Linked DNA regions of Homo sapiens: region 2 is linked to region 1. Evidence: chromatin contacts called from ENCODE Hi-C or POLR2A ChIA-PET data. All regions are on one chromosome and are shown on one strand. Each heading gives the region's core, a stretch centred on a gene start or an enhancer-like site at or near the end of the contact. The rest is flanking DNA. Distances are from core to core; before and after follow the strand shown.

Region 1 (5,682 bases), core at 3,114-5,613:
GGTAAACCAAGGTGAAGCTGAGGTTACAACAAAGAAAAGAGAGCACCTGCCTATCTCCGCCCAATCACATGCTTTTTTCCCCAGGTGTGTAGGAAAGAAATGTTGCAGGGGTCTTCCACCATTGGGTTGGGTCCCATCTGTCTGAGAAACTTTTCCTGCCATAGTGTGTGACCATTCACAGACAAAGGGAATCACTTGGAGGCCCCAGGAGGTTTTTCCAGCATGGGATTCTGAATTCTGGGCATGAATCATAGATAAATCACATGAATTTACCAACTGTTTGTTGGGGGCAACATTGCAAACACATTGATGAAATATGTACCTTTCTATTTTTTTTTTTTTTTTTTTTTGAGACAGGGTCTCGCTTTGTTGCCCAGGCTAGAGCGCAGTTTTGAGATCATGGCTCACTGCAGCCTCCACCTCCCAGGCTCAAGTGAACCACCTGCCTTAGCCTCCAAGCAGCTGGGACTACAGGTGCTTATCACTGCACCTGGTTAATTTTTTAAATATTTTGTAGAGATGAGGTCTCACTATGTTGCCTAGGCTCATCTTGAACTCCTGGGCTCAAGCAATCCTCCTGCCTTGGCCTCCCAAAGTGCTGGGATTATAGGCGTGAGCCACAGTGTCTGGCAGTGCCTTTATTTCTGTTGCTAATTGTTAAGTTATATAAGTAAGGATTTCTTCCTTGATTACCGAGTCTCGTTTTCTGGGGTGAAATGAAGTTTTATGAATTTCTAATTTATGTTAGGTATAAACATGTAAAATTTAAGACAAATTTAAAAATTGTTTCATAAGTCTACAATTTCAGGCAAATAATTTTCTCAAAAAGCCCAAGAAGAAACGATTAACTTTCTATATTTCTCAGTATCACCCTTTAGTTTCAGAATTTCCACTCTGAAAAACTGACACAGTACCATAGCCATGAAACGTTTTGCTGTTCACAGGTATAACTGAAAATATGATATTTTAATATGTTAAATAAATGCCTAACAAAAGAAGTAAGCTGTCATAATACAAAATTTCCTCCTTACTTGGCTTCTAAGCAATTCGCATAGAATTTGAAGAATATCATCCTGCAAAAAAAAAACTACCCTATCCCTATCCAAATACTTTTTTATGCTTTGAAAATGTGAATTACACACTTGAAAGCTCCATCAAATAGACTTTAGTGCACAAAACAAAGCTTTCTGTAACAATTTATAACTTTTCCACTTGAACATTTTGCTTCAAATTTTCACAGATTCTGTTCCTTTCAAAAGCTCTTGCTGGTGTGAAAGATTCCATCTGCTCTTCAATTACTCATGGCCCTTAAAGTCATTTTTAAATCATGGGAAAACGCCACACACAATTCTTTCGTGTGTGTGTGTGTGTGTGTGTGTGTGTGTGTGTAAAACAGTATATAAATAGTATATGAGAATTATATTAATTTCAATTCTTCCCACAAAAACTCTTCTTTGGGCTGTTAGGTGTGTTTCAAGTTTAACAGATCAACTTTTTTTTTTCTAGGATGTTTCCAACAGGGAAATTTGAAAGTTTAGGTAGATATTAAAGTTACTGTTAAGTTACATAAGTTATGTTCCCAATGTTAACTATTTCAGACATAACTGAGTATTTTTTCAGGAATTATCTAAAAGCCTCAGCAAGTCTATTTCTCGTACCATATGATCATGCCAGCTGTTTATTTTCAAGTGGTCAATTTAAAAATCGTAGGGAAATATGCCCCAAATGATCTAATAACGATTTGAAACCGAGCTAGCTAGAGCTAGAGCTAAAGCTGTGGTAGTAAAACCACTTCTGTAAGTGCAGGGAAATGATATTGGTATACTAGGAATTGTGATTTACAGACTGCTGCTTTAGATTAATCAAGTCTCCATGTTGTAGCTGGCAAGAAAATGACTTTGTCATCTTTTTAAAGATCGCAATCGATATAAACGTTTATATTACTCAAAAAAAGTCTTTTAGAAGAAAATTAGTTCTTCGTGTTCTTTTCCTGTTGATCATCTAAAGCTCTTCCTCTAGCCTGTGACTTCCCAAAAGGCACCCTCTGGCCTGGCAAAAAAGACTTACAAACCTGGAATTTTCGGATACCAGTAAGTTGAGTTCAGTTTATATTAATTCACACATGGCTCTTTATAAAGGCAGAACAGATTTCAAAGAAAGAAAGAGAAAACCAAGAAGGCACTCTTTTTGGGCCATAAAAATTTCTTTCCACACTAGTGAGCACACCATCCCATGGTTTATAGAAGATAAAATACTAAAAGGTCTTTACATTTTTGCCTCTAACCGCTCCCCTGGGCACCTAATAACATGTGGTTTGTGGAAGTTAATGGGAATTTTTCAGCACAAATAAATACTCCAACTCCTCTTCTAAAATGGAGGTGAAAATCAATTTTCCTTGTTAATGAGGGACTGCTACTATTTGTTTCCATTGATTGGGTGATGCATTGTTCTGTTTCTAAAAGCAAGCTGTTTTTCATTTTTTGTTTTAAAGAAACAGAATTAGTAACTTGCAGACTGACACCACAGGTATACACTAAGATTTCTTAGCCGACACTCACTAAGCTCTGATAAGCTGATATTCTCTCACTTGGACTGGCATTTCATCTTGTAGAGATGTCATGTAAACTGGCCCCCAAGTATTCAATCAAAACCTGAGTTCTTTTCCTTTGGTGGCTATGTTTATTTGGAATGGTGAGCCTGTAGACACAGGGTCCCTTCCATCGCCTCTTAAGCATGTGATGGGTTCTGCTGAACAGAGCCAGGTAGGCAAAACGTGGACCAAGAATCTTTACACGGAATTTCCTTACTATCTGTCTTTTCCAGGTGCTGTTTGCTTTCTGGTCTTAATAAATCTCATGCTGGGAGAATCCTGTTTTAGTGATTAGCATCAGTATATCCAGTCCTCGGAAACAAAAATATTTCCAGGTCCCAGAAGAGGGTCCAGAGTAACACAGCTTTACTGATCTGGTTTCAATAAATCTTGTTAACAAAAAATTCTATAGAACAGATGTTTTTTACTTGTCTCTGTTAATGTATGGACGATTCTTTATTTCAAAGGTAGTGTGATTTTGGCATTTGTGATTTGCATTGTTTAGCGCAAAGCATTTTAAAAGTACTTCAATATTGCAAAATGCTAAACGTTATTTTTTATTTTATTTTTTGAGACAGGGTCTCGCTCTATTACTCAGGCTGGAGTGCAGTGGTGCAATCTCGGCTCACTGCAGCGGCAGCCTCTGCCTCCTGGGATCAAGCAATCCTCCCACCTCAGCCTCCCAAGTAGCTGGGACTACAGGCACACGCCACCATGCCCGACTAATTGTTTTTGTATTTTTAGTGGAGACGGGGTTTTGTCACGTTGCCCTGGCTGGTCTCGAACTCCTGGCCTCAAGCAATCCATCCGCCTCGGCCTCCCAAAGTGCTGGGATTAAAGACGTGAGCCACCATGCTTTGCTTAAAGTTATTATTTTAAGAAAATTTGCGGCACATTTTTAGAAAGATCAGAAGGGCTGGCAGAGGTGAAGTGATTCTCAAAATCAGGGTAAGGAGATTGGCTGATAAGGTTTTCAGTTAAGGTCCCTTATAGACAAAAACCAAAAAATCAAGTTTTTGTATGTGATATCTCCCTCAGTACAGTGTTGCAATGAGACTTCTGTTAAATTAAATTAGAATATAACTAGAAAATTGGACGTCCTATCAGTCGATTAAATGAGGTATTCTCTGCACTGAACTTTTTAAGGAAGAGAACATTAGTTTTTCTATCATAACCCAAGAGTTTTTAAAAAAGCTTTGAAACAGAAAACATCAGTGCTCCATTCTCAAAACCCTGCACTGTTTACGATGAATAAAGTATGTAAGAATCATAGATAATGTCTGTTAGTTAGTTGGCCAATGGTCAACAGCGATTATCGAAAGACAATTTTTTGTTTTTAAACTGCATCGGTTCTTGTCTTCCAAATATTTGGCCCACAGCTGCCTTTGTTAACAGCTTGGAGGCTACTGAATTGTTTTTAAAGAGAAATGCCAACTCTACTGACTTCCTGATTGTCGACAGACATGAGGTTTTTTGTTTTACATGTATATACATCAGGAAATGAAATGAGATTACTACATGCTGTGCTAAGGAAAACAATAAAAGTGAAAAAATGTTATTTTTAGATAAGACTATTTCCTAAACCTTTAGAAGTATCGTACAAATTTGTCCTCCATTTGGTAGAATATGAACATGTGTGGTCTGTATCTCTTCTATGGCAGGCGATACTAATCATCTATCTAGATAACAGTCATTTTCTCTCAGCACGCTAAACCTGACATTTCAGTGTAAAGTCCAATAAGACAAGGAAGTGAGCTATTTTGTTAGTGGGAAAGAAAAGACAGTTATGTAAGAATAAGCCTTCAGGCATCTGCTGAGCAAAACAGAGAGCCCAAAAGAAGAAACGGAAGAGCAAGTGAGTTTCATGAGAAAGAGTAGCTACGGTTCACAGTTGTCTTTATATAGTTCTCTTTCCATTAAGGTGTATCAGCACTTTTGACTTCGTCTTTTTTTTATTTGAGAGGGAGTTTTGCTCTTGTCACCCAGGCTGGAGTGTAATGGCACGATCTCAGCTCACTGCAACCTCCGCCTACCAGGTTCAAGCAATTCTCCTGCCTCAGCCTCCCGAGTATCTGGGATTACAGGCGCACACCACCACACCTGGCTAATTTTTGTATTTTTAGTAGAGACAGGGTTTCACCATGTTGGCCAGGCTGGTCTTGAACTCTCGACCTTAGGTGATTCACCTGCCTTGGCCTCCCAAAGTGCTGGGATTACAGGCATGAGCCACCACACCCAGCCCTTGACTTCTCTTTTGTAAAAGCAATCCCCTTTTCTCTTGTACCTCAAGGAAACTGCTCCCATAATTTATGAATTAATACTCATTCCACATAAATGTAATTTGGATATAGTCCCTGAAATGTAAATATCTAGGATAATAGTATCCTGAAGAAAATAGCCTTTTGGGAAGTTTTAGATTCAGGACCTTTCAGGCTATGAAAGAGTTACTTTATCTTTTGTGTGTGGCCATTCATTTAAAAGGTTATTGGATCCTCTGGATTTTAGAAGATCTTTGAGTTCAGCCCTAGACCCTGTGTTATATCTAGAAAAGCCTTTTCTAGGGTTCTGTGTGTTCTAAGCTGGTATTTTATTAATGTGGTTCAGGAAAACATATCTACAGTATGGAAGTCAAAGCCATTCCTTTAAATAAAACTGAGGTTATATAGTCATGCATTTAATAATAGTGATAGATGCAGGAGGCATGCAGATGCAGATAAGGAAACCTGCACAGGGTCTTGCCCGGGCGTGCCTGCAAGGGACTGGGGCCCACATGTGCACTAGGAGAAGGGGGTGGAGCCACCAAGAATTCATGCCTTATGCAGGGGAGGAGACTGATATTCAATCTGTGAGGTGGGAGCCTGTTGGCAGGACCCTCTCTTTTTTTGCTGAGAGCCTTCTTTTCGCTTAATAATCCACTCTCCTCTCCCTTCAGTGTGTCCATGTGCCTATTTTTTCCTGGTCGTGAGACAAGAAGCTGGATTTTAGTTGAACTAAGGAGCAAAAAATCCTGCATCAATAGCAAAAACAACTTTCTATAATAAATCATAAATAAATTTATTTATATAAATTACATAAGTTATGAGAATGGGACA
Region 2 (5,730 bases), core at 1,164-3,663, 120 kb after region 1:
CACACACTGTGCCTCCCTTGCTACCCTCCCTGAGCCACACCGCCGGGGCTTACGGTGGGTCAGAGCCAGGCTCCAGAGCTCGGCCACCCGGGGCTGTGGCTTATCCTGGCTTCACCACTTCCTAGCTGAGTGTGATCCTCCAGAAGTTACTTCACCAACGTGGCCTCCTTCCGTAATCTATAAAACAGAGATGACAGCAATTCCTACCTCGTAGAGTTGTGATGAGGAACGCTGCACATAAAAAGTGCAGAACGCTGAATGCTGAACCACTGACTGCCGCCTACACACAGTGGAGTCAGGCCCTGATCTGATTTGCTGCTCCCTGCTCCTATAGGAAGGCCCGGGGGCGCTGCAGGTCTCTGTCCCCTCATGCCAGGTCTCCTGTGGCTCTGGATGGGTGAGGAGGCTAATTCTGGGCAGGTGGCATTGGGATGGCTGTCTTCAGGGACTGAGCAAGTGCCAGGCCTTCACAAAATGAAGCTCTGGGGGCACTGGTCATTTGTTGAGGAGGGTACTTCGTTCAGACAGGACGCTTAGAAGCCCAGCTCTTTTTCCCAGTAACTGGTTCCCAGGGCCATCCTGTGGCACCCGCACTCATTACGTTGAGAGCAGATGTAAGAAATACAGGAGCTGGCCTAAGAAAGGAGGTTTAGGAATACCCATGCACGATGTGTGGGAAAATGTCCAGGTTCTTACGCATGCACGTAATTCTTATTCACAGCACATGCGTTCACGCAGACGTTCTGCAAGGGCAGCTGGGAGAGGTGTAAACCCCAAAGAAACAGAACATGCAAGAAGTGGCCAGAAAGTACACACCTACCTAACATCCAACTGTTCCCTGGGGGAACAGTGAGGAAAGATGGAAAATAACACCTGTTCTTTGCCACATGGAGCTCTGGCTTCAGTATGAGTGACAGAGGTTGTTTATATTTTTGTCTGTTCGTTTGTTTGTTTGGAGTAGAATGAGAGGCTTTTTTCAAAGGGAAAGGCAAGTATCTACCTTTTCTTTTGTTTTGATGACTGTACTTGGAATTTTTAGAGTAGAAAAGGATAGTTAGATGGAGCCTGGGCACAGTGACTCACAGCACTTTGGGAGGCGGAGGGGGGCAGATCAGCTGAGGCCAGGAGTTCAAGACCAGCCCAGCCAACACGGTGAAACGTCATCTCTACTACAAATACAAAAATTAGCCGGGCATGGTGGTGAACGCCTATAGTCCTAGCTACTTGGGAGGCTGAGGCAGAAGAATCACTTGAACCCAGGAGGTGGAAGTTGCAGTGAGCCTAGATCACACCACTGCACTCCAGCATGGGTGAAAAGAGAGAGACACTGTCTCAAAAAAAATAAAATAAAATAAAAAAATAAAAGAATAGTTAGATGGAGACCCCAGACAGACAGTTTTTAAAAGCCTAGAAAAAAAGATAAGGCTGAAAAAAAAAAAAGATAAGTTTGACTCTCTGGATCTAAAAAAATATAGTTCATATGGGATGGTGACTTTAAACGTAAAATTTTGATCACATGATAAAATTAAATGAGGAAGTGAAGATTGAGACATGAAGAACACAGGATGTGTGCTGGAGAACTCGCAAAGGAGACTAGATTGTAGTAGAACAAAGTGTGTATGAGGAATATTTCCAGCATTTTTCGTGCACTACAAGTTTACAGGGAGAGAGTTGGAAAGCTGACACTGACATTTATTTATTTAAATTAGTTAATTTATTTTTGAGACGGAGTCTCGCTCTTTCGCCCAGGCTGGAGTGCAATGGTACGATCTCAGCTCACTGCAACCTCTGTCTCCCAGGTTCAAGTGATTCTTGTGCCTCAGCCTCCCGAGCAGCTGAGATTACAGGCACCAGCCACCATGCCCCACTAATTTTTGTATTTTTAGTAGAGATGGAGTTTCACCATGTTGGCCAGGCTGGTCTCCAACTCCTGACCTCTGGTGATCTGTCCACCTTGGCCTCCCAAAGTGCTGAGATTACAGGCTGAGCCACCGTACCTAGTCATGACACTGATATTTAAAACAAGGAAAGTCTAAGGACAATAAAAGAACCTTTAAAGATATGTTCAAAGCAAGAAGAGCAAGGAAGGGAATGGAAATATTGTTTGAAGCAAGTAGATGCTGGTTGGGTGTGGTGGTTCATGCCTGTAATCCCAGCACTTTGGGAGGCCGAGGCAGATGGATCACCAGAGGTCAGGAGTTGAGACCAGCCTGGCCAACATGGTGAAACCTCGTCTCTACTAAAAATACAAAAATTAGCTGGGCTTGTTGGCACACGTCTGTAGTCTCGGCTGCTTGGGAGGCTGAGGCAGGAGAATCGCTTGAACCTGCCAGGCGCAGGTTGTGGTGAGCCGAGATTGCACGACTGCACTCCAGCCTGGGTGACAGAGTGAGACACTGTCTCAAAAAAAAAAAAAAAAAAAAAAAGAGGAATTGCTGAACAATTCAGCTTCTGTTTGTTTCACTCTTCTCAATCAAGAGGGAAATGAAAGGAATATAAATGAACTGCACTCTCTCCCCAAAATAAATCCCAGGTAGTTTATAAAGTTAAATTTTAAAACCAGGTAGATGATTATTTACCATGTTTCTCTAAGCCTAAAAGCAATGAATGAGCCAAAAAGGAAAAAACTATGGATTTGACTACCATAAAGATCATTCTAAACAATAAATTATACTCCACAAGGCCCCATAAGCAAAAGTAAAAAGTTAATGTAAATTTCAGGAAGGTATTGTAACAACTATAATGGGAATTACTATATTAAAGATAAAATCATTTAGTTAGTAGATAATTACAACTTAATTAGAAGACCACTAACACCTTCCAGGAAATAGAATGCAAACAGCTAAAAAGTCCAGATCCTTGGACTCTGTCATTTCTCTTCTAGGAATTTTCCCCATCGAAACAAGAGAAATAGAATAAAGAATTATTCACAGTAATGTTCACCACAATGTGTTCACTCAAGTGCTTATAGCATCTTTATTATGTGCCAGGGATCTTATTAGGTATATAATGATGAATGTGATTTTGCTCCTATACTTAAGGAACTTCTATGTTCTGTAGAGGAAATACCCAAGTTAACAGGCTGTTGCAGAGTGATCAGTGTGACTACAGGGGTGAGTATAAGATGCTATGGGATGGGGACGGGGGGACACCCTAACTCACACCTGGTGGATCCGTCAATACCCCAGGGAAGGAGTGATATCTGCAGAACACAGCAACATGAGGTAAGAAGGGATGAAATGGGAGAGAACATAGAATGTTCTGGAAATGTCACCCAGGCAAAGAGCTGAAGGACACCGTGGCGGATGAGAAGGAAGCAGTGAGAAATACAGCTGGACACCGTCTTTATGAAAACAAAGAAGGGGGAGCTAATCGTCTGAGTGAGGATGGCTAAATCGCTTGAAATAGGAAATAGCCACTGAGCACTGTTTTCAAGTCAATTTCATCATGAGGCCAAAATGAGGGGAGTCTGGAGACAGGGCTGCAACAGCAAGATCCACAAGCACTTGGAAAACTGCAAAGTGATATTAAAGTAGAACTTGTCTTCCTCAATCCATGTATTTCCCCCCAGTGATTTGTAAAGGGACATAGCAGGCATGCATATCAGATTTACAGAGGGCAAAGAGGTTCGGATGGTAGCTTCAAATGTCAAAGTTGGGGTCATATTGTTTACAGTTTTGTGTCGTACTCTTCACGCACGTGCTAGAAGCCCAGCATCGGAATAAGGGAATTAAGAGGTGCCCTGCATTCTACTGTGGTTAAACTGCTTCTGGAAATCTGTATTCAATTGTGGGTACCATATTTTATACAAGAAAATGAAAGAAATGGGAGAGAGACCAAAGAAGGATAACTAGACCGGGTGAAGGTCCAGAAACCAGTACTTCCCAGGACTGAGGGAAAAGCTGCATCGGTGGCCTACATATCACAAGCTCTAGTGGTAGCGTGACCATACAACCTACTGGCCATACCAGATACTTGTGAGGCAAAAGGGAGGCTATTATTGATTATATAGAGAGAACAGGTATAAACTAGGACTGTCCTGGGCTTACCCAAATGGGGGTTCGGGGGAACTTGCTAATCTGATGTGTATAAAGTGAAGGTGGGTTAACTTTGCTTTGGTGGGCAAAAAATAGACCCAATGAGGGGAAATTCCAGAAGATACATTCGGATTCAATGGAAGGAAGAACTTTTGAACAAGCATCATTGCTCAAAATGGAATGGGTTGCCCCGTTATCACTGCAAATCATCAGGAAGGGACCAGAGACTTTAGCAAGGGAAGTTGTAGAAAGGATTACAGAACTCAGGGACAGACGGACTCTAAGATCCCTTCCCTTCCTCTCCAATAAGTTGTGATGTATAAGGCATGGATATATAGGCACAGCTAGAAACAAAGAGTTCCAAGAAAATATATTCATTCTGATAGCTGATGTATTTACTTGTGATGTTTCCTTGGTACAATATTACATGTGGTTTGGTGAAACAAATTTTTACAACGTTCACTCAGTGCTTCAGAAAGCTTACAAAAATTTTAGTACAGACTGATAGGCACAAACGCATTTTTCTACTTTTTGATGCTACCAATTTTTCTCATATAAATGTGTGGTCGAACATCCCCTATTTAAAATGTAATTCTGTGCAGAAGAGTTACCGGCATCTGTTGCTGGTTTGGTAGAGAATTCACGTGCTCAGTAACCAAGAACCTTAATAACACTTTCTGGTAACATGAATTTGCCTACTTTGTTTCAGTGTCCAGTTTAATCTGTCGTTTTAAATGAAATTTTAAAAAAATTTTGCTTATGTTGTGATCAATGGAAGGAGACACAGTATTATTTACAACTATGGGTCTTATTATACAATAAGTTTTCACAGTTGTAAACATTTTATTGATACTAAAACAATAATACGTGTGATTAAAATAGAATGATGTGACTGCCATAATAGGCACACAATAAATATTTTATATGAATAATAAATATATATTTAAATAGCATATATCTTTATATATATAATTTCAAGGGCAATTATGTAATATAGGTACTATATAAATTAATTTGCATTCAGTGAAATATGTTTTAATTTGCCTATTCTGTAGAAATATGCCCCAAAAGCCAGTCTCAGGAACACATGCATTATTTGTCATTCACATACCTATGTGACAAGCAGAATCAATGTGGATCTGCCCTCAGTGATGGGTGAAGCCACATAGATAAGAGTTGGGGAATGGGCTCTCCTTGTCATAAACAATCTTCTTTGTATACTACTATAGTCATAATCTCCATTGCCTCCCAGGGAGGTGTGGAGCAGAAAATAGTATTCTAGACCACCTGCAAGTTTTCCAAATTCCACCCTTGGGTCTTTGGTGGCTCTTGACATACAGTAGGAAAATGGCCACCTATGAGGTTAGTATGTCCTGCCAGGCCACCTGCTTTGCTAAACCTGTGTTGGATACAAAGCACTCCTGTACTAAGTGCCTAAATCCAAGGTCCACATGCTCAGATGCCAAGTCCTGCCACGTTTAGCAGGAAGCACTCCACACCGACAGCTGACTCCAGTGACACCCTTAAATCAGATCAAACCTCTAGTGGCATCGGAGCAAGACACATCTGAGAAACAGGGACGCTCGAGAACTAGAGAACCACCAGTCCTACACGGAGGTCCCAGTTCCATGAGGTCAAAAAGAAGTCCCCAACCCTCCCCATTCCAATACAGAGCTGCAGGGAGAGCTTGGGG

The links. Hi-C counts contacts between places; a loop is a spot of excess contacts on that map. ChIA-PET counts read pairs that join two places held with the same protein, here RNA polymerase II (POLR2A). Pooled maps may share reads with other maps.
Region 2: a loop to region 1 is called in a pooled map, with 2.5 times the contacts of the local background. The contact joins two enhancer-like sites. A Hi-C loop is called at or near these places in 2 of 50 pooled maps. POLR2A ChIA-PET finds 5 or more read pairs at or near these places in 2 of 52 experiments (PC-9 and activated CD8-positive, alpha-beta T cell).

Annotation. Positions count from the first base shown.
Region 1 is chr10:13,753,213-13,758,894 of GRCh38, forward strand. All of the region lies in intron 8 of FRMD4A (FERM domain containing 4A), which reads right to left. Among named protein-coding and RNA genes, the nearest start is that of PRPF18, 170 kb to the left of the region's middle. RefSeq lists enhancers at 4,341-4,530, 4,765-5,682, 5,113-5,682, 5,262-5,401. Within about 2 kb of position 4,364, at least 6 of the 41 ENCODE cell types and tissues checked have a DNase peak (open chromatin) inside an H3K27ac peak, as active enhancers do.
Region 2 is chr10:13,871,843-13,877,572 of GRCh38, forward strand. All of the region lies in intron 2 of FRMD4A (FERM domain containing 4A), which reads right to left. Among named protein-coding and RNA genes, the nearest start is that of FRMD4A-AS2, 120 kb to the right of the region's middle. Within about 2 kb of position 2,414, at least 3 of the 41 ENCODE cell types and tissues checked have a DNase peak (open chromatin) inside an H3K27ac peak, as active enhancers do.